2 separate regions of the Homo sapiens genome follow, and region 2 is linked to region 1. Evidence: chromatin loops called from intact Hi-C (ENCODE). Cell type or tissue: prostate gland. All regions are shown on one strand. Links, peaks and the distances in the headings refer to the core of each region. The heading gives the core; the rest is flanking DNA. Region 1 overlaps PITX1 (paired like homeodomain 1). Region 2 overlaps PCBD2 (pterin-4 alpha-carbinolamine dehydratase 2).

Region 1 (16,127 bases), core at 12,270-14,769:
AGCCCTATATTAAGGCCACGGAGCGACAGCGGGCAGTGCGGGCCTGGCGGGAGGTGGGGGAGGTCCATCTCAGAACACCCCAGCCTTGAGCTTAGCTGCAGGCCCAGGCCCTCTGCTCTGCTCCCGGGCTAGGAGGTGGCCCTCTGTCTGGGCGAACAGCCCCCTCCTCACCGCCCGCCGTGCAAGAGTCGAGCCGGCAGAGCAAGGGGCGCGGCCCCAGGGCCCTGCGCCCACTTTGCACACCCGCTCTCCGGCCCGCGCCCCTGTTTACAGCGTCCCTGTGTATGTTGGACTGACTGTAATAAATCTGTCTATATCGACTTGTCCATGTACGTCTATTAAAACCATAGTCCGAGCGTGCTAAGCACTGCTGAGCCCCGACTGCTTCATTGGGCTGAGGAGGGAGGCGGATAGAAAGGGAACTGTGGGTAGAAAGGGAACCGGGCCCCTTGGGTAGGAGCAGAGCGCCGAGGCAGCCCCCGCCGAGGTCTGCCTACCCCGCTTCCCCACCACCATTCTTGACCTGCTCAGCCTGGCTCCCATGAGGGCACCGTCCTGCGTTGCGAGCCTGTCCGGTGCGCACCCGCTAAGCTGTGCCTCTCGGCGTTGTCCGCGGGACGCCTTAGCGAGAACCCCCTCCCTCCGCGGCTGCGGGACTCTACGGGTTTCTTCCCAGGCCGGGTCTGCGGTGACCCTCGAGGCCCCAGGGTGCTATGGGGCCCTTGCCTGCCAGGAGCGTTCGGGCAGGGGCTGCTGAGAGCCTCTTTATGCCTGGGGTTGCCTTTTCTTCTGTGGGCCCAGCAACAGCCCCTCTTCTCTCCTCGGAGCCAGGGCCAGGCTATTCCAGGAGGACTGAGGGGGCTGGATCTATCAGAGTATAGCGAGGGCCTCCCGCTGCCTTTCTCCCTAATGCCCGCAACGTGCCGAGAGCCCACCGAGGGGCGTGCGGCTGTGCAGGAGAAAGTGTCCGTCACACAGGACTCACTTCTCACTTCCAATCCATCCCAACTTGTGGGGACTGCTGGCCGCCTCCGCCCTCCCCTGGCTTTTGGAAACTACTGAACAAGACCAGCCTGTAAACTGCCTGTAAAATTCTGCTTCCCTTAAGTAAGTCATTTCTAATGGCAAAACAAAATGTTTGCAGCTGCAGTGGGGGAGGAAGGAGGGGTTGATATTCTGCTTTAGAATCACCTTATGATGGGGGTTGGCACTGCCCTGGACCCAGGCAAGCCCTAGCTAGGAGTAGGGCACAGCCACAGGCCTAGTCACGAGCTGACAGCTGGAGAGCCCTGTGCACACATTCTCAAGCCAGGTCAACACAGCCTTTGAGGTCAGGAGTGTTGTCCCTATTTTACAGATGGAACCAAGGCTCTGTAGCTGGGCCAAGGTCACACTGAGCCAGTAGGTTTTTTAATTCCAAAGCCAGGCATCTTTCCACTGGTTTTCTCACCTTCAGATGAGGAATGAAGAGAGGTCCTCCCTGGAGGATGGTCAGCCTGATGCTGTGAGACCTGGAGTGTGGAGCTCTGAGATGGACAGGGCCAGATACACAGGCTAGTGGGGGTGGGGGTGGAATAGGGCAGGGTGTTGGAGCCAGACCACCCCTCCCCCAGCGGCTCCAGTCCAGAGCTCCGACCCCTCACTCTCTGGGAACATAAACACAACCACATCTGGACTCAGGGCCTCCCTCAGCCTCACGCATCTGCCAAGGCCAGAGGGCCCTGGTCTCAGCTGAGGGCAGGAGTCAGGGGAGACCTAGAAGGAGGCGGGCTGGAGGAAAGTGAAGAGCAAAAAGGAAGCCTGTCCCGAAAGTCAGGTCTAGCACCAGGTGCAAGGGGAGCCACACAGGGCTCAGGTGGAGATGCAGTGTATCTGTGGGGCCACAGGCCAAACAGCTGCAGACGGGTCGAAGGGCAGAAGTAGTCCCAGAATGACCCCGTCATCCATCAAGGACTGTGGCCAAGCAGGTGAGTGAAAGACCCAGCTGCAGGCCCCTCCCAGCTGTTCCCACCCATCTGTGGCTGGCAGAGACTACAGCATGCAGACCTTCCCCGCTGCTCCGGCTGCAGGGTCATCTCTGAAGGGGGCTAGAGACTGTAGGGGGCTCTGAAAGCCCAATCCTCTGGAAAAAAAAAAAAAAAGGCAGAATTCCTAGCCAGCTTTGCCTGAAGAAGACGGGGAGGAGACCGCCATTCATTCAACATTGACTGTGCCCCTGCTGTCAGTGCTAGGATGGAGCAGTGGAAACAGACGCAGCCCCCGCTCTGCTGGACAAGTAAATAGACGTGTGTAATTACAACCTAGGCTGAAAAACAACAGGATGCTGTGAGAGTAAAGGGGGTCTCACTTTAAACCAGGTGGTCAGGCAAGGCCCTTCTGGGGAGGTGGCTCCATCCCTATGTTCAGTACCAAGCTCCAATGCTGACTGAACCAACACAAGGCCCCAAGCCCCAAGCTAAGTGTACACTCCTCATTCATGAGCCCCTTTACCTGCACGCAGCCCTGTGAGGCTGGTATTGCTATTCTTTTATTAAAGTGAAATGCCCTGGTTCTCCTCTTGAGGTCCTATTCCCCGCTTTCTGCATTATTAGGACTTACCTGTCAAAATTTCTCAACAGGTCACTTTAGACGTCATTTGGGATTTTCCCAGCTCAGCTTTCCGTCCCCACCTCTGCAGGGTGTCCTGAATATGAGTCATGATTGACAGTCTTCCTGGCCACACCCCCACCCCACCCCAGGAACTATCCTAGATTCTGGGCCCTCGATCACCCAGCCTATTGTCCTGTGGTACAATCTCCCCACCAATCTTTTGTGGGCCAGGCCCTGGGAGAGGAACCAGACCCAATTCCTGCCACCTACCTGGCCTCTGGGGAGAGGCAGAGCCCAGTCAATACCCTAAGAGATGAGCAGGGACAGGACGCGGGGCAGGGGGCGAAGCAGGGGTACTCACCCCAGCATGCTCTTCTGGGGGCGCCCAGCACCATGGGGCAAGGATGCCTGGACACTTCTTTTTGTTTGCATATCATGTTATGAGTAGCTAACAGCAGGCTCTTCCTGAGCGCCAGGCCCCAGCAAGCTCCTCAGAGCAATTTCATGAGGGAGGGATTTGTTATCCTTATTTTTCACGGGAAGAAACTGAAGCTCAAAGGGAATCAGTAACTTGCCCAACATGGCACAGGCAGCTAATGAGGGGTAGAGGCAGCACCTGAACTCAGACCCTCTGACCAGGGCCTGCGCTCGCACCCACTGTGCTGTACATTACCCTTACATGAATCACATTTGTATTCAGGAGGGAAAGGAAATAAAAAATTAGAATTCTCTTCAAGAAGCTAGACTCAGCTGGGCTCCAGGACTGAGACTGAAAAGGCCCCAGGCCCTAGGATTTGCCCTCCTAAGCTCCGGGCTATGTGACAGCAGCAAAGCGTACAGGTATCAGGGACAGAGGAAGCCCTGGGGTAGGGGCAGACAGAGGCACAGAGCAGCTTTTTGGTGAAGAAAGGGCCCTGAATTCTCAATCACAAAATCCAAGCTCCCACGTCAGTCCGGATTACAAGTTTCCTGTTTCCGAGATGGGGAGACCCCCCCCAACCCTGAGGCCACCCCCCCAGCCCCTGCTGGTCCCTGCCTCCTTGCCTCTCCCATCAGGGGAACCCCACTCTTCACACTCCCACGTTGCTTTTGCAGGTTCCTGGGTCCTGCCTCCTGACTGGCTGGTACTGCCCAGGGCAGGTGTCTACCTCTACCTGTCAAGCAGCTGCAGAGCACTCACGAGAGAGGGCCACTGGAGCCCTGGCTGGAGGGGCTGCAATTCCATGAATCAGACCACTGCTGAGGAGCAGGTCAGGGTGCAGGAAGCTGCTTGTGGAGCAGGGAGGAGGCAGAGGGCAGGCTGGCCCTCACAGGGGATGAAAGCTGCTGTGGCTGGCTGAGGCATATGTCTCACTCTGTGCTGTCCCCCACTGCACTTGACATGTTTCATTTCTCTTATTAGCTTCATTTTATAAATGGGAAATGGGGAGCTCAAAGAGGTCATGTAACCTGTCCTAAGCTGTACCACACCACTTTAGGGACTCAATCCCTAGCCTGACTGCAGAGTCAATGGGCTGTGACTATAAGCACTGCCTCCCAGAGGCTGGCCCTGGCAGCTGAACAGGATCAGTGTAGTCAGACAGCCAGCATGGTGAACTGAGTCAAACAGGTATAGACAGCAACCCCTCAGAAGTGTCTGCACATAGTAGATGCTCAATAAATATTTGTTGAATAAAAGAATTGAGGCACTTTAGGAGGCTGAGGCGGGTGGATCACGAGGTCAGGAGATCGAGACCATTCTGGCTAACACGGTGAAACTCCGTCTCTACTAAAAATACAAAAAAAAAATATTAGCTGGGTGTGGTCACAGGTGCCTGTAGTCCCAGCTACTCAGCAGGCTGAGGCAGGAGAATGGCGTGAACCCGGGATGCGGAGCTTGCAGTGAGCCAAGATAGTGCCACTGCACTCCAGCCTGGGCGACAGTGCAAGACGCCATCTAAAAAAGAAAAAAAAAAAAAAAAGAATTGAGGGAAGGCCCTCCCTCACCCCCACATTCCACAAAACAAATCTTGACCCTTTCCCCCTCTCTGCACTCCTTTGTGTCCTCTCTCTTGCATCTTCCCTTCTGCCACTCACTCGCTCACTCCTTTTCAGCACAGGCAGCTCTTGGCACCGCTTTTAAAAGTGTTTCTGAACAATAAAAAAAACAAATTCAAAAATGGGCAAAGGGCTTGAATAGACATTTCTCCAAACAAGATATACAAATGACCAATAAGCACATGAAAAGAGGCTCAACATTGCTAGTTATTAGGAAAATGCAAATCAAAACCACAATGAGATAGCGCCTCACACCCATCAGGATGACTATTATCAAAAAAGAAAATAACAAGTGTTGGCAAGGATGCGGAGAAATTGGGACCCTTGTGCATTGCTTCTGGGAATGTAAAATGGAACAGCCACTACAGAAAACAGTACGATGGACCAGGCGCGGTGGCTCACGCCTGTAATCCCAACACTTTGGGAGGCCAGGGTGGGCAGATCATTTGAGGTCAGGAGTTTGAGACCAGCCTGACCAACATGGTGAAACCCTGTCTCTACTAAAACTACAAAAAAATTAGCTGGGCATGGTGGCACATGCTTGTAGTCCCAGCTACTCAGGAGGCTGAGGCAGGAGAATCGCTTGAACCCAGGAGTTGGAGGTTGCAGTGAGCCAAGATCATGCCACTGCACTCCAGCCTGGGCAACAGAGTGAGAGTCTGTCAAAAACAAACAAACAAACAGCAACAACAAAAAAATAACAGTATGATGATTCCTCAAAAAAATTAAACATGGAATTACCATATGATCAGTAAGTTCTCTTCTGGGTATATACTCAAAAATAAATGAAAGCAGAGGCTCAGAGAGATATTTGCATACCCACGTTCACAGCAGTAGCTAAAACATGTTTATCGCAATAGCCAAAAAGTGGTAGCAACCCCAGTGCCCATCAGCAGATGAATGGATAAACAAAATGTGGTGTATACATATGGTGGAATATTATTCAGCCTTAAAAAGTAAATTCTGACACAACTACAACATGGATGAACCTTGAATACATTGTGATAAGTGAAATAAGCCAGTCACGAAAGGACAAAGATTGTGATTACACTTACATGAAGTTCCTAGAAGAGGTGAAATCATAGAAAATAGAATGGTGGCTGCCAAGGGCTGAGGGATGGGAAAAGGGGAGCTACTGTTTAATGGGTACAGAGTCTCAGGAAGGATGAAAAAGCTCTGGAGATGGATGGTGGTGATGGTTGCATAACAATGTGAATGTACTTAATGCCATTGAACTGTACAGCTTAAAAGGTTAAAGTGGTAAATTTTATGTTATGTATATTTTTACCTCAATTTTATTCCAAAAGTATATCTGTGTTTATGCCCTTCGTTACCCAGAGAGGCATTTAGAGGCTGGTTCCCAGGACTCCCAGGGGCTGTGTTCACTGTTTGGCAAACCTTTCCCTAGAATCCTCTTCGACCAGCAGCCCCTTGGAGGCCCCAACAATAGCTGACCCCTTGCATGGCCCTCATCCTGACTCTTCATCTTTCTATGCAGCATAGCAGTGGGACCCCATTAAGGACACTTCCTTTATCTAGCGTCTACTATGTGGCCAAGAAAGAGCAACCCGGGATGCATGACTTTTCTTTGTAAGTTTGGCATAAAATTAAATATAGATTCACTATTGCCCTTTTTCTTAACCGAGCTTCTCTGTCAAAAAAGCTAAACAAGGCAAGTAACAAAACAGTCTTAAGCACAGTGCCATTTTTGTTCTTATATATGCACAGAGAAATTTATGGATATGTACAAAGTGTTAATAACACCTACCTCTGACGGGGAAAATGAGCATTTTTTAAATTTGTTCCTTTCAAGGTCTTTTTGCACTGACAATGTATCAGTTTTGCAATGATGAAATAAAATAATGATTATTTTAAAAATACAAAACCCTGTGACCCGCAGGACAGGGAATAGCCTTCCGCCCACTGCCCCTGTCCTCCCACTGAGGTGCCAGTCATCACCTACCTGGGATGCAGCCTCATTTGAGGGAGGCCAGTATGACAGCTATCAAGTAAACTTTTACAGATTTTTACAGAAATGAAACTTTTGTTTTCAAATACATTCTTCTTTGAACAGATGTCATACTAGTAGGTGCCAATAAAAGTGTTCAGTGAGAAGAATTTATAACGATCTTTGATTACTAAGCAAAAGAGTTCAGTGTTTGAAGCAGGTTCTCCTAAGAGGGAGTCCTTCCCTTTTCCTTCCGTCCCTTCTTGCACCCTCCCCGCTCCCCAGCCTCCAACTCAGCAACCGATCTGCACCCCTACCTTGCCCTGACACACACACAACACACACACACACAGTGTGTGCCTGCCAGCCACCATGATCATGGAATCTTTATTAAAGAGGTCCAAATTACCAAGGTTTTACTACACTACTAAAAATAGTCATGCTTACTTAGCCTGTTTAATAAGCACACCATTTCTAATTTTTCTGCCTGAGTAAACTGAAACATCATTCCAGAAATACATTTTTACTGAAACAAGAAGGCTCGCTTTTTTCTTCTTCATCCATACACCGTTCTCTCTCTTTCCCCCTCCTCTGCCTCGCCTCCTGTATCTGTCCCCTGTGTCCCCCTCAGCTCCCACCCCTATCCTTTTTTAAGTTTCCAACATAAAGGGGAAAGTAACAGTAATTTGAACTTGGCTTTCACGCAAAATGGACCAATTTTTTTTAAGTGTTGGTAATTTGTCCTGAAAATGGATATCGGGAGTTGGGCTGGAAAGACTTTGAAGAATGGGGTTTTATGAGTGGAAAATGCGGCCTGAGCATGCGGGAATGCAAGCCGCCCCCCCTCCATGCCTGGGACAGTGCAGCACGTGTAATAATCGCAGCTAATAGCACCATTATTGCTATTATCACATTATATTATTATTCCTCATCAAAATCAGACAATGCTTATTAACCCATTTAATTGAACCAAGGGTTTAACATCCCAATGACTTCACAGAAAGTGCTTGGCAAACTCTCTAAGGCATCGTAGCCACAAAGTGGCTGGCCACTTCACCACCTGCCAGGCTGTGGCGGGGCCCAGCAAGGGTTTCCCCAAACCGTTCCCTCCTGTGGCCTATCTGGGAACTTTCCAGGACACACTGGGATGGATGCGCATCACCACCCAGACTCCAGCCTCTTTGTGCACACACATGCCCACACAGGCGCACACACACACACGCACACCTCTCTCCCGCTGGGTAAATGCAACTCAATAAAGGATACCCTTACACAAAAGACCCCACCCCAGGCACGGTGTGGCCAAGGATCCTTCCTCCATCCCCAAGCTGGCATTCCTATTGTCACCAAGGCCGGAATGAGTACAGGCACACACAATTCATGGTGAACCCCTGGCTTCTCCCAAGCTTGGCATTATCTCCACCAAGGCCTCTCAACTCTCCCACAGTCCAGAGCCCACAGTGGGGCAACTGAAGCCCACCCAGCCCCCCAGGCTCACAGAGACTCACCCAGCCCCTCCAGGCAGGGATATCCACTGAGCCCAGGCTGGTGGAGGGGCCTGGAGGAGGGCACGATCCCCTCGGGGAGTCCAGAAGCCCAAATCCTAGCCCGTGAGCTGGGCTCTTCCCAGGGCATGATGTCACCTCACAGAACCCCAGTAACCCTCTGTCAAGCGGGCATTGGCCCCACCTGCCTACCTCTTGGGATTTCCTGTCAGGGTTTGAAAAGACCCTGGATATGACCATTAAATATTGCTGTCAAGTAGGTTGTTGCTTCAGAAGCACAAAATTACTCATTTTCATCTCACTGACCTCGTACTGCTGGAGGATTTCTGAGTGAAGACGCTCTTTCTTGACCAACATGTCCAACCTCCCTCCCCTCCAGACAGGTTCCCCAGGGAAGCCTCTTGCTTTGCTTCCTTGGGGGTAGTGGCACTTCCAAGCCCCCAGCAGGGATGCTACACTGCCCCAGATCCTCCAGCAGGTCAAGAGCTCCCCCTTGGGTGAGAGGGAACCACGTCCCCCTCTGAAGTCCCTTAAGTCCTGGGCTTTCACCAGCCTCCTGCTCTGGCCAGCAAGGCCTAGGAAGACCCTGCCTCAGCCCACCCAGCCCAGCCTACCTCCGGGTGTGGTGGGGAAATGAGGGCCAGAGACAAGATCATGGAGGTTAAGAGCACGAACTTTGGAGTTAGGCAGAGCCTGGGTTTAACTCACAGCACCACCACTCATTCACTGCCACAGAACTTCTCTGAGCTTGTTTCCTCATCTGTAAAGTGGGGAAAATGTGAAAAGTTACATATGGTGTTTGGCACTGTGCCTGTGACAGATAGGCATAAAATAACTGCTGGGTCTCTTTGCTGCCCTCCTCCTCCCTCCCTCCATCAGGATTCTAAAGCTGGCATATCTCAGGCAGGCTGATCACTGGCATCCAGGTGTCAGGGACGACCCTGCAGTCCACAGCCCTCCCCAGCTGGTGCTACGAAAATAAATATCTATGGGTAGAGGAATTAAGGTCTGATACAAAGTAGGATACAAAAGGTCAAGGGTGACAGCATGAGAAAGGAGAAATCAAGGCTAATGGGAGCAATCTGGGAAAGCTTCCTGTTAGAGGGAGCCTGGTACTCAGCCTTAAAAGACAGGCAGAACTGGGATGGGTATGCAGGAGTAGAGGTGAGACTGAGCCAGGCAAAGAGGATCCCTGGCCTGGGAGGCATGGGAAGAGGAAGGAGAGACAGAATAGAGAGAATAGAGGAGCCTTAGATGCCAAGTGAGGGGGATACAGCCACCCTCAGAGGCAGTGGGAATGAAATCCAGCCAGGTCACTGCTTTGCTTACCACGATTCCCATCCCTTAAAGGCCAAACTGCCCCGCTGAGCATGTGAGCCCCTCAGGATCTGGCTCCAGTCTACTGCCCTAGCCTCCAGTCCCCCCACCCCTCACCCCACAGCACAGGCTGCAGCCACACTGACCTCGGCACTCCCTTAACCCTCACGGAGCTCCTGCCATCTTTCCTTTGTGCATTTGGTTCCTTCTGCAGAGAATGCCCTTCCACCTACCACAGGGACACACATACAATGTTTTCAAGGTAAAAACTGTTGTTTTTCCTGATCATAAAATACACACTCATTCTTAAAATTCAAAAAGTTCAAAAAAGTGTGAGGACAAAAGTCGAGATCCCCCAAACCACTATGAATATTTTTATGATTATCCTTGCAGATGTCCTTCATCAGACATAATGTCTATATGCTCATTCTATATGCTCACTCACTATTACTTAAAGGATGCCAGATCCCATGCTGCTCTAGAAAGCCACGTTTTTCACTCAATAAAATATCAAGAACATCTTTTCTTATCAAGAAATCATTACTTTTAATGGCCACAAATATGGATTCATAATAATATAGCCAGTTCCTCACCAATGAGCATTTAGGTGATTCCTTATATTCCTATTATAACAAGCCACAGTAAACATCCTTATCCATGTGTCTCTGTGCATTTGACATTTATTTAGCTCCTTGGGATAATTTCAAGAAGTAGAATGATTGGGTCCTAGAAGCACACATATAAAATCTAATCCACATTGTCTTATGAGAAGGCCACACTTACTTGCATTGCCAAAAGTGGACAAGGGTGTCCATTCTCCACACCCAGGCCTATCCTAGGTTTTTTGCTTGTTCGTTTTTGTTTTTTGAGACAGAGTCTCACTCTGTTGCCCAGGCTGGAGTGTAGTGGTGCAATCTCGGCGCACTGCAACCTCCGCCTCCCGGGTTCAAGCAATTCTTCTGCCTCAGCCTCCCGAGTAGCTGGGACTACAGGCGCGTGCCACCATGCCCAGCTAATTTTTGTATTTTTTTTTTAGTAGAGACGGGGTTTCGCCATATTGGCCAGGCTGGTCTTGAACTCCTGACCTCGTGATCCGCCCACCTCAGCCTCCCAAAGTGCTGGGATTACAGGCCTGAGCCACCGCGCCCGGCCCGATCCTAGGTTTTGTCTATCATCTTTGCCACCTAAAAGAGAAAAAAAAAAACCTCTCACTGCCACTTTATGTGTGGTGTTTTATTTATTTCTCCCTTTTCTTTTTCATTTTAATGCAGATGGTGTCGCATATGTATAGTTCTGCAGCTAGCTTTTTCCACCTGATAATGTTTTCTCTCCTTTTCCACTTGCCTTTTCAAGGGTCAGATAAAAAACTCCAGCCAAGAGTCTCTCAAGGCACCCCTTCCAGATGCCCACAGCTGCCACTCCTGCTGATCGAGTTATGAGTGGGTGCAAGGGCAGGCAGAGGAAACTGCCTGCAAGTCGCCACCCTAGAGGGCCAGCCTTGTGGGCATCCGGACACCGACCAGGCTGGTGCATCCTGCCTGCTGTGACCTGCTCACGCCTGCTTAGCACATCCCATCTGCAGCCAAGCCTCCACCATGTGGGCCTGCTGTACTGAAGCCCAGGGAAAGGCGATGTCAAGCCAAACCTCTCTCTCTGCCCAGGCTGTAATTTCCTGATTAGACGCCGCAGTCACCACCCTTTCTGCACACACTGATTTCTTCCTGCTGTCCTCCCAATCTCCCGGCTCCCGGGGCTCCCAGGGCCAGCAGACTTCAGAGCCTGGACCAAGCAGTGAGAAGGTGCCAGTGAACTCACTGGCCAACCAAGACCCGTCTGTGCAACCACCGCCCCCTTCTCAGAGTTAGGCCCCTCTCAGAAGGGAATCATGGCTTGGTTCTTAAAGTTGAAAAAATAGCTGCTTCAGTAAGAAAGAATAAGGTTGCTATGAGGCAGTAGAGCAGAGGGGCCTGTGTTCAAATACTGACTCTGCCCTTTAATGATAACCTTGGCCCAGTGAGTCTGAGTGCTGGCTTGCCTGCCTATAAAAGGGGACAACAATTCCTTGGAAGATTGTTGTGTGGCACCATAGCAGTGGCTAAAGAGCCAGACACACTTGGTTGTGAATCCTGGTTCTTCCCCCTTAGTTGTACAACCTTGGGTAGGTTACATCACCTCTTTGAACCTTAGTTTTGCCACCTGTTTAATGGGAATAAGTGTTGTTATGTGATTGAAGTCATACATGTGAAAAAATCTTATAAACAGAAATACTGGCAAAACAGAAGGCAGTATTTCCACAGTCAGTAAGGAGAACAGGCTGTGCCGTTGAAGCTCTGGCCTGACCTCTGTTTGGATCCCTCCTTCTCTGGGCCAGCATCAAGTTTTTTTTCTTTTTCTTTTTTTTACATTTTAGAGACGGGGTCTCACTATGTTGCCCTGGCTGGTTTCAAACTCCTGGCCCCAAACTCCTCCCAGCTCAGCCTCCTGAGCAGCTGGGATTACAGGTGTGAGCCACCATGCCCAGCTCCAACGTCAAGTTTTGAAGAGTTCTTTTTATCTCAGGCCCTGATCCCAGGGATCGAAGTAGCACTGGAGAGAGAAGAAGTCAGGGGCAGTGTTCCCCAAATGCCAAGTTGGAGGGCAGCGAGGTTCCGCTGCTGCGAGAACACCACCATGGTCCCATCACCAGTTCACACAGGTCCCAGTCACTCTGTAGTTTCCCAAGAGTTTTGAAACAGGCTCTTCATCACCTTCTGGTTTCTTCCACACTTCCCTTCTGATACTTTAGTTTCATCTTGCAAGAAGACAGTCATACCTGGTGCCACCACCCTCTGGTATGCTTCACCTGGAGGCCCCTGATCCCAGCTAAGGGCTCAGTCCATGGAAAGCCCTCTTAGCATTTCCCACTGTTAACCCAGTAGGTCTCTATTATGCAGGGTGATCTTTTATATAACCTGAATATAACCCAGACTCCACCTGGTCTAATCTATCCATAGGGCTTCATTTTTAAAAGGTAGAGCAACCAAAAATAATTTTTAGATAATTCCAATCATCATTTGCCTCTCTCAAAGAACACCCATAGGGATCCCACTGTTAACCCACAAGGACACTTAACCTTAACCCCCTCCTTTATCCTGTCTCCAGGACATGCCCACCAGCTATATCATAGCTGCTGTCCACAATTCCCAGACTCTCAGCCCTCAGATTTTGCTTCCTTCTTCCCTCCATTTTCCCGGCTCCCTGTTGTGTTTTCATCCAACCTCGCTGGTCTTTTAACTTTCCCTCTGTTTTGCCCATTGACCAGCATGGAGGAGAATGCAGGAGCTGGCTGAGAAAGCAAAAATACTCCCCTTTCCCTCTAGCTCTGCAGGCCTGGCTCTCCACCATTCTCCTAATGCCACATCACACAAAGCCTACAATAAAGTCAAACATAGAACTTGGGGCAGGTGTAGCCTGTGGCCGACCAAGCACAGACAAAATTCTTTGTAGCACAGTATGGGGAAGAGTGGGGATGCCCGTGTGTTGATAGATTTTTGCACCGTCACATTTATCTCCTTCCCCTCTTTCCAACCCCTGTGACTATAATCAGAACAACCTCCTCTCTTTTCTGAGTAGCCTAGTCAGGAATTCAGAACCATCGTCTCTCTTGAGGGCCTGTAGGACAACACAGCAGACCCATCTGGGGCCAGGGACAAAGCCTGACACAGGCAGAGATGCCCAGAGAGCCAGACCTGACCTGTTGAAGGCCAGTTTGCTCTAGGAGGTGTGCTAAAGCATTTGAAGAAAGCCTCAAGGGGCACGGTCTCCAGAGTCCCAGTATCAGATTTCTAGGGGCTGTTGGAATGGACAGGGGCATTCACATTCTCAATCACTGCCTCGATCTCCACAATACAGGGCCTGCTTCCTGCTGGTGGAATCAGAAAGCAGTTTTAAAAAAAGAAAATCCAGCCACCTTCCAAACACCTCCAGCCTTGAATTCCAGATCCATCCCACAAGAACTGGGGGAGGGCTTGGGCATGACCAGGAGGAGACTCGGGCCCAAGTCCCCTGTATCCCACTGTGGCCCCCAAACCATCAGACTGGCAGGCTGGAGACGAAGGAGCCATTTAGGGTCAACCCTACTAGATCCCAGGGTCGGGGGAGGGTGAGGAGGGTCCTGCTTTCCACAGCCAGGCGTGGGTAAGCAGAGCCACTTCTGCCCCAAGCAAATCAATTAAAGGTCTTGGCCAAGCCTGTTTGAGTTGGTGAGAGCCCAAGTGGGAATTCCAATCTGCCGTGTTTGCTCTGCAGGCGAATAGAGCCAAACAGAAATGCTGCTTTGTGACTTTGTGCCAAATATCCATCAGCTTGCTCTGCCAGCAGTGCTGGGCCGGCCCTGTAAACGTCACCTCTGCCCCCACCAGCTCTCTGCTCTCTGAAAGCCTTCTTCTTGTGCCCTTAAAGTCAGCTTGCCTTTTGATACAATTTGGATGTGTGTCCCCTCCAAATCTCATGTTGAAATGTGACTCCCAATGTTGGAGGTGGAGACTAGTGGGAGGTGTTGGATCATGGGGGCGGCTCCCTTGTGAACGGCTTGGTGCCCCCACTTCGTGATGAGTGAGAGCTCACTCTGTTAGTTCACTCGGGAGCTGGTTGTTTAAAAGAGTCTGGTAGCCCTCCTCCCCTCTCTCTTGCTCCTTCTCTCACCACATGACACACACGGGCTCTGCTTTGCCTTCCACCATGAGTAGGAGCTTCTTGAGGCCTCACCAGAAGCAGGTGCTGCCATGCCTCCTGGACAGCCTGCAGAACCATGAGCCAAATAAACCTCTTTTCTTTTAAATTGCCCAGCCTCCAGTATTCTTTTATAGCAACACAAAATGGACGAATGCACCCTCCCACACCACACCCTGGTGGCTGTGCCCAAAGTCTGCCTTCCTAGGCATGGGATCTAGGCCTTCCAGATCTGACGTGCCATCTGCCTATTCTGAACCAGCTCCATCCTGGGACCCATTCATACCCCTGTATAGTTCATGACCTCTGCATCCTGCTCTCAGCTCCATACTTTCCCCACCAACACCAGCGTCAAGCTCGCCTTGTCCTTCTCAGCCCCTGACCAGCACAGCCCACTACACGTGCCCCCAGCAGAGGCGCAGGGCTGACAGTGGGGAAGGGTGAACCATGAGTTGACTACCTCTTTTCTCACACCTTACAGAGATTTGATCCTTGCACCCAGTCATTTTATCATCGCATTTCTCACAGGAAATAGGTGAGGCTTGAAAGACCAGACACTTTACCCAAGGTCTCCCTAACAGGGAACACAGGTGTCCCAACTCCAAAACCATGGCACTTTCTACCTTGCCCCACTGAGGCCAATTTTTAAATCTTTTTTTCACTCTCAGATGCCTAGAGCAATTCCAAGGATTCCTGATGAGAGTAGCTGGATATGTTTTAGCGTTCCCATGGCTATGTTGGCACACCCTGTGTGAGCAGCTGGCAATGTCTGCTTTGCCCCGGCCCTGAACTGGAGCCATTGCCTGGGGCCTGCCTGCCCTACTAATGGGGCTGCACCCACAAGAGCACCCCTGGAAGCCCCAAGCCTGGCGTCATCCCTGGACCTGTCAGACCCAGAGCAACTCCCCCTGTCATGAGGGGCACAAACACCCTATCTACCCCAGCCCAGCTTCAGGGCATGGACACAAAGCTCTCTCCGTGCCGGAAGTGGCCAGGCATTTCCTGCCCTCAGAGGATTCCCCCACAGCACCTCAACAGGTCTCACCCTGAAGAGCCATCCTTCTTTCACACTGTTTTCATGATGCTCAATGTGGCCCTGATTCTCTCTACGCAGTCCCCCCACCCTGAATTCAATGATTGTCACTTCCTCAGTGGCTGGATGACTGTCTTCCCTACAAAACTGTGAGCACCAAGAGAGCCAGGGAGAGACCACGGGTTTCTCATCATAGAAGCCCCAGCACCCAGCATAGCTCAGTAGATAGCAGTCGGATGTATAGATGAAACCAGGAGGACAGGTTCCTACGGCCCCTGTCCTGTGGCTTCAGGGGTGCCACCACCCAGGGCTGACTGTTTGTGTGGCCACTCTCCGCTCTACCCCATGCATTTTCTGCTAACCTGAATCCCCAGTGTGGGTATGGGGCCTTTCTGCACCCAGCTATAGGTCCCAGTCCCAGAACACCCCTCCCCCTCTGTGTGAGGTGGCACTGCCAAGGTGACAGGCCTCGGGCATACTCTCCAGCAATGGTGTAGAGTGGGCACTGCCAGGCCTCTGGGCTGGCCAGTCTGAAGCAAGGAGAGTCACCTGTGCTGTGCTACCCTGCTGGGGCCTTCAGATGGTTCCATCATGGCTAAGCCAGAGTGGTGCCAGGACCTTGATGGCCCTGGTAGTCATTTGGCTAGGAATGACAGAGAAAATGCCACCTTTTAAGTGAAGAGTCCTACCTAACCATATGAGGCAGCAGCCCACAGTGCTGATGATGCCACCTGCCCTGGGCTCTGTGCAAGGTGCCCTGGCATTGCCAGCAGGCCACTCCCCCAGATTGAGCTCCAGGCCCACACGACAGAATCCTGCCAGTCCTAGCAGCACCCCTTAGGCTGAGCCTAGGGGAACTCAGAGTAGCCTTCCAAAGAAGGGTCTCTGCAGCAGTGGGCCCACAGAGAGAGATGTGACTCTGTCAGTATGAGAACACCCACACCCAGATCAACAGGGCCACACCAGCTCAAGGGGGCCATGTGCTTTG
Region 2 (16,127 bases), core at 7,242-9,741, 70 kb after region 1:
GCCTTCCAAAGTGCCGCGATTACAGGTGTGAGCCACAATGCCCAGCCAGAAATAGAAGACTATATTTTCTATGTAAAATTATAGGTATATAATTTTATAGGATCTTGTAGATACCATACATAGGTATAATAGTACATATATATGTATATAATACTATATATAGGTATTATATATATATACGATATACTATATTATCCATAAGGTACTATCAAGTTATATACCTATATATAGTTATAATAGTATCCACAAGAATCAAAATAAAAATATAAACATTCCCAGTTAAGTAAAGAAAAACATAATTAAAATGAAACAAAGAAAACACAGTCCATATCATAATTTAAAATAAGGAAGAAAAAAGTATTTTGGTTCTGCCATGTTTTATAAGACTAAACTCATCTGTGCAATCAATAAATGTAAAGAACATAAATCCAACCAATCAAAATAAAGAGAAAACTTTCACGCTGGATCACAAAGCAAAATTCAATCATTAAAAATAAAAGCACATAAGCAAATGCAAAAAAAAAAACTTGTTAATAAATTATATTGAACAGGCTAATTTAGGGCAAAACATTAAAAGTCCTGAAGCGGGTAATTTGCATTTATAAATTTGCATCCACCAATGAAGATTAAATAATTACAAATATCTACACTACAAATAATAACATGGCATTGAATAAGCCCATGTAGGAAATATAGGAATAAATAGAAACATTTATAGTTGGAGACTTTAATTAACTTTTTTTTTTTTTTTTAAGAGACAGGGTCTCGCTCTATCTCCCAGGTTGGAATGCAGTGGCACGAATATAGCTTACTGCAACCTTGAACTCCTGGGCTCACGGGATCCATCCTATCTCAGCCTCCCAAGTAGCTAGGACTACAGGCAAGTGCCATTATGCCTGGCTAATTTTTTTAAATTTTTGTAGAAATGGGGTCTTGTTATGTTGCCCAGCCTGGTCTTGAACTCCTGGCCTCAAGTAATCTTCCCACCTCAGCCTCTAAACCTGTAAGTGGCAGGATTACAGGCATGCGCCACTGCACTTAGCCTAACTTACATCTCTTAACCCATGACAGATTAAACAAACAAACATAATTTTAAAGGTAGAGCTAATTGCTATACTTTAAACTCTAAAAACTGAGAATAACACTTTTAAAGCGCTCATCAAATATTCACAGAAATTAAACATATATTAGTCCACAAAGAAAATCTCAATCAATTCCAAAAAGTAGAAATAGTACTGAAAACATTCTCTGGAATGCTGATAGATAGGAATAGATGCATCCTTCCTTAATACGATAGAATATATTCTCAGTCCAAAGGCAGCATCATTTTTCTTAGCATCATTCTTTATAGGGAAATGCTAGAATTCCCATTAAAGTCAAGAATAAGACAAAAAAAAAAAAAAAGTCAACAGCTTCTCATACAAACAATAACCAATTAGAAAATATACCGAAGAAAAGATATCATTTAAAATGGCACCGAAAAACAATCTAAGAGTAACTTAACAAGAAATTTATAAATTCTATTTCCTGAAAACTTTAAAAAACTACTACTAAGAAATAGATAAATCTTACTACACGAAAAATTTTTTTCTGTACTGCAGGAAGAAGACAGGCAAAAAAAATTTTTTCTGTATGGTAATAAAATCCAACAAACAAAAGCAAAAGATAAACAACAAATTATATTTGCAGTATATACTTCCTTAGCATATAAAAAGCTCCTACATATTAATGAGACCAACCACCATTTTTTAAATGAGCAAAGGACATAATAGATAACAGAAAAGAAATTCAAATGGTTCTGAAACATAAAAACTGCTCAATCTCAATCATGGTAAATACAAATTAAAAACTAAGTTAAACCTATTAGCTTGAAAAAGATCAAAATATTTGCTAATATTCTGTTGGTGAGGATATAGAAGAAAAGGTATTCTCACATGCTGCTGGTGAATATAAGTTGATATCATCATCATGGAAGGCAATCTGACATTATCTGTCAAAACTGAAAATGTCCATGCCTTTAGACCAAACAATACTTCTAGGAATTTGTGCTGCAGACATACTCATAAATTACAAGAAAGGTAATTGCAGCACTGCCTGTAATAGCTATAGACTTGAAACAGCAAAATCTCCATCAACAGGGAACTGATTAGAAAGATTATGGTACATTTACACACTGGAATACTATGCAGCCATTAAGCAGAACAAGGAAACCATTTATCCTCTGACATGGAAGTACCTCTAAGATACATTACTAAATGAAAAAAAATATATGCATAACAATAGTTCATGAAGCATATAAAAAGGAAAGAAAAGAAATTATATGCTTGTGTATGCATTAATATCTCTGGAAGGATATACAAGAATGATGGGAGCAATGGTGAAAGATGAGGAGAGTGGAGAGTGGGAACTGGATGGTTGAGAATCACAAACAGGAAGACTTCCTACATTCTTTGGTACCTTTTGAATTCGTACCATGTGTATACCTGATCTATTTTTTAAAAATTAGTTTGGGAAAAAAATGAACAACATGCAAATGAAGTTCCCACTGTAAAGGGAGCTGGAATCCTTTAATGTACATAACCTGGTTCACATTAAAATATTTTGGCTCATGTTAACTTCTTAACATATGCCTACCTGTTTAGGTGGGTTTTTAGTGCCAATTTACAGCATAGTTTGTCTATGAGCCATGTTCTGTTGAGCCACAGCCATTTCAAACAAACATATGGCCAACAAATAACGTATAATGGCTGATAATAGTTTCAGTCTTTCCTCTATTGCAAATTACAAACATTTTATGAACAAGTCAATGAATGTATGATGAAGTATGACTTTTTAAGTTACTCTACCATTTTAAGGAATGTAAGCAATACAATCACAGTAAATTGGGCCAATGAAGTTTGTCATTTGGAAATCTCCAAACCATCAGCAATTAAAGATTTTTCCATGAACCCCAAATCAAGTATTCTTTGGGAACTTTAATTTTTCTTAAAGTTCCTTTTGTTTCATTTTATTCCATGAAACTATGAAAGACTATCAGATGCACAAAACCAAGACAAAAATCGTGCATCAATCTGTGAAATGTTTAACAGCACCCTGAATTTAAAATACAGCTTCAGTCAAATAACATGTATGATTTATTAAAGTTCTAAGACTTCTAGCACATACTTACAATACAAATCTTTCGTTACTCAGAGCAAGTCTCTTTGATATACATTCTTTAAATCAGCTGCCTTTTATATTTTGATTATAGACTATTTTAATTATGCACTAAAAAAGAACATATCTCCCACTAAGAAAATGAGCACCAGCTACTCCAAAGTAATTTCCCCAGTACAATCTCCATTAAGCCTCTAAATACTTCCTTTACTAATTCAATGAATTAGACATCTATTGTTTATGAATCACCATTATGTTTGTAGGCCTATAACCCTTCTTTTATAAAACACAATTGCTATGGAAGGAAATGATATTTATGTCTGATTACAAATGAAAACACTATTACATAAATCAGTTTGGGCATTTCTTCACGTCTTGAAACATGATCAGCAATTTACTCTAATTGGTGATCAAGGAAACTATCTTGTGATCAATTAAAGTAATTACCAGATTCCGGCAACACAACCTACCTTAATTTCAGCTAGAGTCTGCACTTCTTCAACTTTAATTAAAAATAATGAAAATTATTAAGCAAAATGCAAGGCAAGATCATTGCCAAGCACGCACATGTCACAGGACAGGACCTTCCCCTGGTGTTGGTGACTTATCAATCACATAAACACTGTCTAGTGCACCAAGTAAAGGCATTCTTTGCCACAGAACATGATTACATGTCTCACCAAGACTTTCACGTGGAACACTGTTAACTGTTCTAGCCGCTGCAAAGGAAACGTCAGATTTTAATTGTAGGCAACACAAGAATATTCTCAACTAAACTGTGAGGAACAGATCCAACCAAAGATGTATTTAATCCATGCTTTTTTTCTCTGGACTGTCAGACATATTTTTAGCACACTGGTCAACTAAGTTCAGTTCCTAGCTCTGCTATTCACTAGCTATATGACCTCAGAAAAGTTACTTAACTTTTGAAACGAGTTTCAGTTTCCCCATACGTAAAAGGAGCTAATTCATGTAATATACTTTACAGTATGCCTGGCACTCTATTAAGAACTCAGTTAATGCTAGTGATTATTATCATCATCAATAACACTTTGATATTATAGTGTCTGTGGCCTGGAAAGGAAGAATTCCTTTCCAAACCTAGCAGAAGACCAATTTGAAGGCCAAAGAAATTCACCTTTACAAGGCTCAGAAAACCAGAAACATCTTTAGCACTGTTTCTCTGAGTGGGTGTCGGCACGGGAAGATTTCCTTGCGGAACTGGCAATCTGTCAGCGAGCATCTCAGCCAAGCAGGTGACTCATGTCTCCCTGAGGAAGTGGGGCTAAAGGCCTGCTTGAGGACCATTCCCTGTGCAGTCCCTTGTGTGTCTGGGGGCAGACACAACTCCCACCAATCCTAAGCCACTAGTCTACTTGCCATCTACTTGATCCGCCACAGAGCTCAACATTTCCAATAACTCAGGCCAAGAATATCCAACTATGAAATTAAAACTGGCTTCTCCAGGCACTGAAGACAACATCCACAAGCTACTGAAAAAGCTGCCTGCTCTTCCAGGCCCCAGACGAAATGAGTCCCCCTTAGCTCATGGTAATAAGTACATTTTTTAAATGTCACTGAACAGGTCAACACCTGTGAGATAGCATGCTCACTTCTAAACACTGCTTTCAAAAGCTGTTTTCATACTGTAGCATTTTAGAGCCTTTTAAAAAAAAAAAAAAAAGCTTCAAGTCACTATTCTTGGCAATTGCCATAATAGCCTACACAGCCAATTGAAAAAATATGGCAACTCTTTAGCTAATGACATGGTACCATCTTCAACATATACTGTTAAATGAAAAGCAAGGTGCAAAACAACTTTCTTTTGCAGAATTAGGACTTTCAATACATCAGTAAATTTCTACTGAATTCCCAGGCTAGGAAAACTCCTCTTAGATAGGAGTATATTAATATAAATCCACTATTCTCCAGGTGGCAGGGTTTACATCCACAAAAAAAAACTCTACACACGATTTTACCAAAAGGCCCTTCATTTCTGTTTCATTTTTAGTGAAAGTTCTCTAACTAGATAGAGTTCACACAGCTGATGTATACCAAAAAGACATTCTGGCCAAGGTGATCACTAGCTATGAGTATCTTTTCCCTGAAGAGACACTACCGGTTTCCAAATTCCTCTGCACCTAAGTTTAAATTCATTTCGCCATATCTTCATCAGCTACTATTGGGCAGACCAATTGCCCAGTCTGATTAGCTCTTTCTTAAATTTCTCACAATCTTTCAGTTTTGAATTAGCACATTTCACCAGTTTTCTACCCATTCTTTTCTCCTAAAGCAAACAGAAGCACTGGTTTTAAAACCACCCCAAGAGAAGCCCCTTACCAGAGTTCCCTGGTGTCAAAATAACTTGTGATGCTTTGCAATTCACTGGGGCTGTTCATTATTGCCAATCAGCTGCCTCAGAAAAGTCCTGTTGGAGGTTTTCTTCCCTAATCTGCTGATAATCCTTATTTGTTGGCTTTCAGAGTCTTATGAGGTGAGAGGTATTGCAAAGATTACCAAAGTTTAGTTAGTTTTGTTTTAGCAATCCTTTTAAAAATTGTATTTAAGCTCCTTGGTACTGTCATCATTATAAAATTATAAGAAATTCTACTTTATATAAAAAAAAAACGACTTCATAGGCTTCAACTTTGTGCTTCCGAACCACTAAGATACACAAAGTACCTGCCCAAATATATTTTTAAAAATTGAGGTCAGGGGGCCGAGCGCGGTGGCTCACATCTGTAATCTCAGCACTTTGGGAGGCCGAGGCGGGTGGATCATAAGGTCAGGAGATCAAGACAATCCTGGCTAACATGGTGAAACCCTGTCTCTACTAAAAATACAAAAAATTAGCCAGGCGTGGTAGTGGGCACCTGTAGTGCCACCTACTCGGGAGGCTGAGGCAGGAGAATGGCATGAACCCAGGAGCTTGCAGTGAGCCAAGACTGCGCCACTGCACTCCAGCCTGGGTGACAGAGCGAGACTCCGTCTCAAAAAAAAAAAAAAAAAAAAAATTGAGGCCGGGCGCGATGGCTGTAACCCCAGCACTTTGGGAGACCAAGGCAGGCAGATTACCTGAGGTCAGGGGTTTGAGACCAGCCTGACCAACATGGAGTAAACCCCGTCTCTACTAAAAACACAAAATTAGCCAAGTGTGGTGGCACATGCCTGTAATCCCAGCTACTCGGGAGGCTGAGGCAGGATAATCGCTTGAACCCAGGAGGCAGGGATTGCAATGAGCCATTATCGCACTATGGCACTCCAGCCTGGGCAACAAGAGCAAAACTCCATCTCAAAAAAAAAAAAAATTTTTTTTTTTAATAGCATGCAAAATGACAGTCTACTCCCTAACTTTTCTTCTTTATAATCAACTGGTTCCTTTCAGGAGACATAACTACTACTAACACTACATAATTCCAGTTTATATATGACATAAAACTATCTTGCCCTATTACTGTAATAAAAATAATTTCTATGGATCTAGTTTTAAAGAGAGAGAAGGCAAAAGGGCTTCTGCTTAAGTTGGGATGTGTTAAGCTGAAAGTCAAGATGCTACAATAACAACCAAAAGGGTGGAGGAAGAGAACAAGTGCTCTGGGCAGAAAGAATGCCTACTCCCCCATCATCTGTGGGGCAGCCACAGCGACTCAAAAAATATTTTAAGGAAACAAAGCAACACCTAAGTTTGGCTTAGTGGTACAGTAAATACATTTTCTATAAGCAGTACACATTTTGTAAAATAGAGTATCATCCCATTTCACATCACAAAATATCTGATGTTCTAAAGCAGTTGCACACCATCAATGAAATCATGTTTATCCTTTCTTTTGCTTATTTTTAAACTGGGAATCCATTCCCCTTTTAAAAGTTTTTAAAGCACAGTTTCTGCAACATTTGCTAATATTTTCTGCAAGAAAAGTACATCATCCAAATATTAGCTCCTGGTAACTCCACAGAGGAACTTCAGTGATAAACGGCAGCAATGTGTCCATGGAAGAAAAAAGCCTGCCAGAGCCATGTTTCAGAAAACTGTGTCAAGCAAGAAGCCCAGCAAAGAAACCGTCTCATAAGTTGTCTGTATTTGTTTCAAAATCCACACACAGGTTGCAAACTTGGAATAGTCCCTGAACCTGTGAGAATCTTCAGACATCGAGCTGAAGGAAACCACAAATATATTCAGGATTTATCCTTAACCTGTTATTTTTCTCTCCTTAAGCCTACCCAACCTATAAGGGTAGGCTTAAGGAGAGAAACATTCCTACCCTTATAGATGGAAAGTAGGGATTTTTTGTTTTTGTTTTAAACAATCTTATTTAAGTATATTTATTTATTTAATAATAATTTTAATTATTTGTTAAAGAAAAATACCAGGGCTTATAGCCACAAAGAAAGGAAAGTAAGCTTAGCACTTAAACCCTATTTTTGGTATCAAAGACAAAGTCTGGTGGGTGGTATCCTTATATCCTGAAAAATGCTAATCCTAGCTATGTCTCATTCTATGGCCTTCAGCAAATCCTAAACCTCTCTTGCCTCTACTACTCTGTAAATCTGAGGCTCTGTTACTTCTTAACATCACTACTGGGTGTGAGGAGGTCTCACAAAAATGCACAGTGCTTTGCGCAGAAAATGTGCTTCTTTGGGACACTGAAGCGGTTCCAATTTGCTGGAATCATACATAAAGTAATTTTATGCCACTTTTTTAAAATCTAGAAAATTTGTTCTGTGTAGCCAAACTTAGCTGAATCTTGAATATAAATGAAAAATTTTAAGTCTCTGTGTCAAAAATTCACAAATTATGCTAGTAATTCAGAAAATAGCAATGAAGAGAGAAAACATTTAAAATAATAAATTCTTAAGTCAAATTTTTCCGCATTTCTATATAAATTATCTTAACTTCAGCTGTTGATCTAGGAAGTTTCTGGAGAGGTTGGCTTTTTTTATATAAGTAATTCACAATATCCTGAAAGAAAGAAAAATGGTTTGTTTTCCTGAGTGTATATAAACAAGATCATTTGTTTTCTCCTCCTCAGAGCAGGCTCCCATTCTGTTCTGCCACGGAGCAATCACCTTCTCTGTGCAGGTAGGGTTGACAGGCACGCAGCACACAGCAAAGCTCCATCTCTGCAAAGACTGCTCAGCTCATTTGCAATCCCATCAGAGGAAAGTCATGCAACTGGCTCTAAACCATCAGGGCAAAAAAAGCACACTGCTGGAGGAGGAGTGCACTGCCATTTGATGCAACTGCTACAGGGAAATTCTTCCCTTTTGTTTTTACAAGTTTATTATTTCATACCTTATGCAAATCATACTTTATATATTAAGCAATAATATTTGAGACATACTCAAGTCAAATTAAAGGCTTCAATAGCCTTGCCAAAAGCACTGTGATTTTCCTATAAAAAATTATTCCAATTTGTTGATCTTACATAGGATGAAACATACTGTAACAATCTTCATAATTTATGTCCTGTTGGGACACAATGATTTAAAGTAACATAATACAAAGCTGCATCACAGCTAATCTAAACCACCTGACCAGATAAACACCAGCTTCCCTTCTCTCTTCAGCAAGGGCATTTCTGTTTATTGTCATATCATTTCCTCATTCTAGGAACATGCAGAATAAATGCAGCCAACCTACATTTCAGTGGGAGGCTGAGCCGGTCTTTCCCATGTCAGGAGGTTTGTGAGCATACAGGTACCAGTACAATGTCAAGGGTTTATAAGATAGAAAACAGTCCAAGAATTCCACCCTCAAAATCATTTATGGCAAAGCAAATATGGATTCATCCAGTACAATCTGGACCAGGTGTGGTGTTATAAACCACAGTCTTTTGGTTGTTGTTTTTGGGTTGTTGTGTTTTTTTTTTTAATGTCACTGAAGAGGTAATTCTTTAAAACAAATTATAGGGCTTAACTCTGAGCCAAATTTTTATAACTGCTTCAATCATGCCTCATGCCATGCTCACGGGCACTCATGATCAGATTAACCAAACCGAAATGCCTATATTAACCAACGTCTCCTAGGGGTGAGGAATCTTGGTAGAAGAAAAAGACAAAGAGCACAATATGGCATTGACCATGTTCATTTCTGGTGTACAACTGCATAGGCAGATTTCAAATTGCAAAGTTTCTCCAAGGTCCAAATACCTTCACCCTCCTCACACATGCAAAACCTTACTAGGCACAGGGAGGTTTTTAGGGGAACTTAAGGGAAGGGTTTAAAGTTTCAATCATGAAAGAAAAAGTGCAGGAACACATGTGCATTCGGCAGATAACAATTCACTGAAAATATTTTAAATCAAAACAAAACGCCTGTCTGACCAAATTTTTATAAACTTGGTTGGGGAAGAGGAAAACAATTTTTTAAGGGTGGTTTCAAATGTTGCTTTCTGCTGTTGCTGAGAATTTTCAAAGCTTTTCATGCTCCATTGGAAGCAGCTCTGCTTCACAAACTGTTCTAGTAGGTCTTGCCAAAGAAATGGTCTGATACACTTTGTTACAAGTTTATTAATTTGCTTACCCAGGCAAATATATATAATTATCTTTGCTCATAAAGATCAGTGTAAAATAGGATCCCTCCACTGAAAGCAATGAGATTACTAAAACACAAGTGGATGAGACAGTACTAGCAGACCAGGCATTTGCTCCCCAACCCCAGCTCCACTGCAGTCCACACTGCATTCCTACCGGTCCCAGAAGGCACAGAACCCAAGACAACTTGACCAACACCATTTTTCAGTCTCTTGTGGGTCTCTGTACAGGAATGGAGACAGCAAGTAGTGACATTTCTGTCACAACCTGGAGCCTTTTGATTCAGGAAATTAAAGGGAAAATATAATTTTGAAGTATCCTTTTCAGGCAACAGACATTCAGTAACTTGGGTCTGAACTTTACACCATGAGCATTTGTAAAAGTTTAAAGTAATAGATTACAAATCTGCAATACTGGTGGCATTCTGAGTGCTATCAACAGTGACTTTTCCTTAAAAGTGATTATTTTTTGTCCTAAAGCACTCGTAACCTAGACTGAGGCCCCACTTGCTAATTCATGTTTCCGTGATCTTTGCACCTTATGTATACCGTCCCCAGTTTTCAAAACCACTTCAAAATCAGATCACACTGCTCCGAAGTCACAAGTGCTTCGGTCACCATGGATTTCTATGGCCTCATGAATGGAAGGGGTTTTCTGATGACAAACAGCCTGTCCCTGGGCTATAATGTGAATGTCATCAAGCCCAGACCTTCTCATAATCCTGGTTTTTCATTTTTATTAATCCATGTACCAGAAGTTATCCCAGCAATTCCATTTCTAGATTTATGCTGTATGGAAACTCTTACACTTATGCACAAGGAGACATAGGATGCTTGTTACAGAACTGACCGTACTAAAACCATGAGAAAGACTCTAAATGTCCATCAATAAGGAAATTAATAAATGATAGTTACTTTATTTATGTATTTGATTTGCAAAGGAATAAGACATTTTAAAAATACATTTACTTTATCAGAAACAATGCAATATGATGGAAAGAGCATCAGACCAGGAATCCAAAACCTGGGCTCTCAACCCAGACCTTAAGCAGGCTGTATGACTTGGCTGGGCTGCATTTCCCATCTAGGTAAGATGAGATGATATGAACCAATCACACAGCACAGTGCCCTCACATACACAGTAATGTTCAAATTTAAAACTAATAATATTATCATCTAGTATACACAAGGAACAGGATATCTCTGATTACCTTCTATTTTGGTATTAATCATAAATTACTTTTTTATTTTCATCATCTCAATGGCAATACCTGAATAGCCTCTTTTCTGATCAAGTAGTACCTTCTGAACATAACTTGATTCTTGCTGACTATGGATCTGAGTGTATCTCAGAGTCATTACTCTGACCACTGATTCTCATCATTCAGTTCTAGGATGAAGAAGAGGAGGGGAAAATATAATGAGCATTTATAAAATAACTACTCTGGACCAGGTACTTACTGCAGCCCTGTGAACAGGTTTATCATTCCTATTTTACAGAGAAGAGAACTGAGGCTCTGAGGGGTTAAATCACTTGCCCAAAGTCACGCACCTCATAAAAAGTGAGGCTGGGATGCAAATTCAAGTCCCCTATGTCCAGCTCCAAAGCCTCCATGTGTGCATCTTTAGGTACAAATCCCTGATGTCAGATTATACTTTTTCCATTTTTTTTTTCTTTTACTTAAAAGTAAATTTTAGCAAAAATAAGTTTCCTACAATCTTTTTTTTTTTTTTTTTTTTGAGACAGAGCCTTGCTCTATTGCCCAGGCTGGAGTGCAGTGGCATGATCTTGGCTCACTGCAAGCTCCGCCTCCCGGGTTCACGCCATTCTCCTGCCTCAGCCCCCCCAAGTAGCTGGGACTACAGGCACCCGCCACCACGCCCGGCTAACTTTTTTTTTTTTTTGGTACTTTTTTAGTAGAGACGGGCTTTCACCGTGTTAGCCAGGATGGTCTCAATCTCCTGACCTCGTGATCCACCCGCCCCGGCCTCCCAAAGTGCTGGGATTACAGGCGTGAGCCACCACACCCAGCCCCCATAATCTTATTTTTTAAATTTAATTACAAGAGATAAAGTATAACAGGTTTTAGAAAAAGAAAAAATTATTACGTAGTTTTTTTCCCTGTGCCCTTTTTTCCAAAACTGTTATAATATTCATTTAATTGTGTATCCTGAATCACTAAATACTATTAAAACATCCGACTCATTCTCCATGTGGCACCATGGTTTTCTTTACTTATTTTTAGAAGCTTCACAGTCTCACATACAGCGAGTAACTGTCTCTTTTAGAAACCATTTTATGGTTTCATGTAGAAGAGAGACATGTATACCAAATATATCTTTTAAAAGCCAGGCCTTCTGAATATAAAGATCTTTGAACTCTCTATCAACATACATTGCAGTTTCAGGGGCAAAATTAGAAGAGCAATTCTATACTTGGGGATTTATGGAATAAATGAAAAAGTTTTTTAAAATCCCTTTTTTCAACTCCCAGTGGAAACATTAGATAATATGATGAAGTCCTCTTTTAGCTGAACACCTATTAAAGCAACCAATTAATTCAGGTATTAACAGTCTAGTGTGCCAAAACAATGACAATTAAACCTGTCAGAACAAATAATCTACCTACCAAAACTGAAATGGCAAGGATATCATCATCAAATCCTCCAAGGTGCAGGCAGTGTGTGCTGTGGAAAGATCCTCAAAGTAGACTTCTCAGGAACCAAGTTCTTTTTTTTTTTTTTTTTTTTTTCCTTGAGATGGACTCTCGCTCTATTGCCCAGGCTCGAGTGCAGTGGCGTGATCTTGGCTCACTGCAACCTCCAACTCCCTGGTTCAAGCGATTCTCCTGCCTCAGCCTCCGGAGTAGCTGGGATTACAGGCATGCGCCACCACGCTAATTTTTGTACTTTTAGTAGAGACGGGATTTCACCGTGTTGGCCAGGATGGTCTCGACCTCATGATCCACCTTCCTCGGCCTTCCAAAGTGCTGGGATTACAGGCGTGAACCACCATGCCCGGCCAGGAACCAAGTTCTTATGCTCAAAATACTTCTTCCTGTCACATGTGTCTGTGGACATGACACTCAACCTCCACACTCAGCCCCTGCACTTGTCCAAAAGAGGGCCACTCACCAAGGGATTGTGAGGAGGCTGAGAAGTCAGGAAAAAAGAGCTTCATTCACTTCTATCTTTAGTGCCTAGAGAATAGAGTACTGCTCTGAAATACCTCATATCTTATGTTTTCAAAATTATGATATTTAAAGAGTTTCATGATAAGGTCAAAGTCTCCACTACCCTCTGGGTCTGCCTAATCTTACCTCAAGCACCCAGTGCAAACTTAAGAGCCATTCCTACCCTGGTGTTCTGAGATACATTCTTTATTGAAACCTTAGGAAATATGACCACCTGCACATCCAGGGTTATTAAAAAAAAAAATATATATGCTGCACCATGACTATGGGATGTGGGCACAAGGTCAGAAATAAACTGGGGTGGTTCTAAAAGAAATGTACAACCCAGAGAACCAGGCCTCAGGAGACCAACAGGGTTGGAGCCGGCAGGGACGGCAGCAGTTACTTGCCCTAAACCCCGGAGGCTTGGAAAATCATGCCTTACAATTGTTAGAGTTTGATTTCATTTTATTTACAAAAGTGGTACTCTGCTTTAACTTTAAATCTCTCTGGGCCATGCAGAGTATAATGGAAAATTACTCAAATAGTCCTGTGACACCAGAAGTCCACAGATAGAGAAAGGAAGGTGTACCTGGGTGCAGGTCTAGCTCTTTCGCCTGGGAGAGTTACTTCTCCCTCTCAGCCTCAGCCTTCCCATAATGGGAAGAAGTGGGTGGACCAATGATAGGTGTTCTTCCCGCTGTGTGACCTGATGGCCAACATAAGGAAAAAAGTGCCATGTTCCTGGTGATTTAAAAAAAAAAAAAAATTTCTTATTACAGAGTGGGGGTCTCCTTATGCCAGCAATTACATTGTTTAGGAAGAGAGGGCTGGTTTTTCATGGTGGTTGGGAAAGAATCTAGAGGGCTCTGTCTGGCATAAAGGACCTCTTTGGGACCTCGGAAGTGTCTTTACAAGCTCTAGTAAAACTTTAAGGTAGTTAAGTGTCCAATCTATCTTTCAGTTTCATATACTGTGAGGCAGACCCCAAGTCACAGATGTCTGTATCAGCCTTTCCAGAAAGAGTATTTTTGAACCTTCTTGGGTGTCTCATGTGAAGCTGTTGCTCATTGCAGGCAGAAGGCTGTCCCTTCCTTAGATGCATTTAAAGTTTTAAGAATGGAGGTTGTCTGTACATGGTAGATGCTACACAGGATTTTAGGAGCCTCTGGTTTTTTTGAACAGACAGGGGCACTATGCACCATTCTTTCTCCTGACTGCTTCCGATTTCCCTAAAAACACCCTCCAAAAGTGAAGATTCCTCCTATGGCCCAGCAGATGCCCCATATGCATTACATGGGCTTAAAAAGTTATAAATACAAACTTCTAAAAACTTCAGAATCTCAAAAAAAAAAAAACAACAAAACATCAAAACCTGAAAATAAAAAATGACTACATTAACATGAGCTTGTAATAAGATACAAATTCTGCACCTTCTGTCTGTGTACCACTTTTTAAGAAGACAGGACGGTACTGAATGATGACAGTACCTTAGGAATGTCTATTTTTGGAAGGTTACATGTTGGGGTTTTCTTTCAAAATATACTATTCAATATTTTCTTTAAATATATTTCCTTTAAATAGTAAGTATAGTCAGGTATATTCCAAACATGATTTTTAAAAGAGTAAAAAACAATTATAATAATACATTTAAGAAAACAGATTTATGCGTGCTCACAAATCTGACAATATGAAGGCTATATTAATATAACCAGTACTTACATTATCCCATTTAAGTAAAGTCTTTGGATTTTAGATGTGCAGCTAGGCCCTGCTTTATTTAAAAGCTTAAAAAATTATGGCTAAAATGGTTTTTTGTACAACACCTTTCTTTTGCCCCTTGTAACTTTATGAGTTAGTAATAAATGAGTTTGGTTACGTCAAAACAAATGGGAAATAGTTTGAGTTTTAATGCAATATTTTAAAACCTGGTAAAAATTCCTTTAACAGTATTCTAAGTATATATTTTTTAAAGTAATTAAAATTTCTAAACCTCTCAGACAGCATTCAAGCATTCCTAACTTCACAGCCTCCTAACTCTATCCCCTCCCCCTTCTCCACTCTCACACACAATTAAGTCAAAGGTTAATTTCCATTCTAAGTCAAACTCTAATCCAAACTCTAATCCTGTGTTCCCAAAGTACCCCACCCAACACATAAAGCTCCCAAGCACACAGACTCTTCTCCAGAATAGGAAGGTCACAAAAGGGTGAGAGGACACCCTCGTCATATGGTGAAAATCAGCTATAAAATTCAGAAGTTCCATCAATACCCACATCATTTTATAAACAAAAAATGGTCATTCAGAGAAAAGGTTCCTTCAGTGTCTCTGCTGCTGTTCCTTAGTGAGAAAATGACTTCTAAAAGGGAGGCAAAGAGGCATGAGAGGCAAGTCTACTGAAGCAGGACTGGTTTCACTTCTGGCACCAAAGTCGATGGCAACAATGACGGATCTGGAGACATGCCTTATGATAAATACCAAAAGGCAGCGACATCGTAGGCATGGCAGCTACAGGCACTGCAGACCAAGAAGCAGAGCTTCAAGCCCCACACTCACAAGGCTAAAACGTTTCCTCGTGTGAGAAACAGAACCACCACTAACAATTTTTGGAAATAATATTTGAGTCTTGGCTCCCAACTGGATAATTTTGTTCTGCACCAAAAGCAATTCCATTCAAATTCCCAAAGTCTTCAAGCGGCTTCAGACTAATTTCAAGACACAGTTTCCTTCCAAGCCCAATGAAATGAAAGGCAGAAACCAACAAAAGAAAAAAATAAAATTAAATAACATGTATAAGATGGTTTGCCATTTTATGAAAAACAAATGAAGACTTACGCTTGCATCAGACTGATAAACTGAGAGTCTGCCAGTGGTTCTCAGGGCAGATGTAACATTTTAACAAATGTGATTGTTTGTGAACGAAATAATTCTGATCAAAAACTTAATTGCAGCCAAAGTGGGCCCTGGGCTGTGTCACCATAATCCATTCTGACAGGAAGCAGTGAGTGGAGATTCCTACTGTGAACGGAGCACATGTGAAAGGTCAGCTTTGGCCTGGAACTTCAAAACCGTTAACGTGTAAAACAGTGTGCATTAGAGCCCGGAACAGCTAACCACTGGATTAGCGGATGTCCGCTGTGTGAGTCTGATGTGCTTTTGGCAGGTAATGGTTAATTGGTAAATAGGCAATGTATTGTAACTTTCTTCTTTGCCTCTTTCCAACATTTACCAGCAGAACCTATTCTTAATTATAGTCCTAAAACAC

Evidence for each region. Peaks named below come from ENCODE experiments on the same cell type or tissue, not always from the same donor. Only the 100,000 strongest peaks of a DNase experiment are listed, where the experiment ranks them.
Region 2: it touches region 1 in a loop (7-fold over the local background); 2 of 110 quality-filtered maps call a loop at or near these places.

What each region holds. Positions count from the first base shown.
Region 1 is chr5:135,011,974-135,028,100 of GRCh38, reverse strand. PITX1 (paired like homeodomain 1) reads left to right here. Exons shown (of 3, transcript NM_002653.5): 3 at 1-367. Among named protein-coding and RNA genes, the nearest start is that of PITX1-AS1, 13 kb to the left of the region's middle. RefSeq lists enhancers at 370-1,055, 1,165-1,754, 1,967-3,166 and a silencer at 2,547-3,006. In prostate gland, for the core only: no CTCF peak of the experiment used is centred there; a DNase peak (open chromatin) is centred at 13,690; H3K27ac peaks cover 433 bases.
Region 2 is chr5:134,937,433-134,953,559 of GRCh38, reverse strand. All of the region lies in intron 2 of PCBD2 (pterin-4 alpha-carbinolamine dehydratase 2), which reads right to left. Among named protein-coding and RNA genes, the nearest start is that of CATSPER3, 22 kb to the left of the region's middle. In prostate gland, for the core only: no CTCF peak of the experiment used is centred there; no DNase peak of the experiment used is centred there.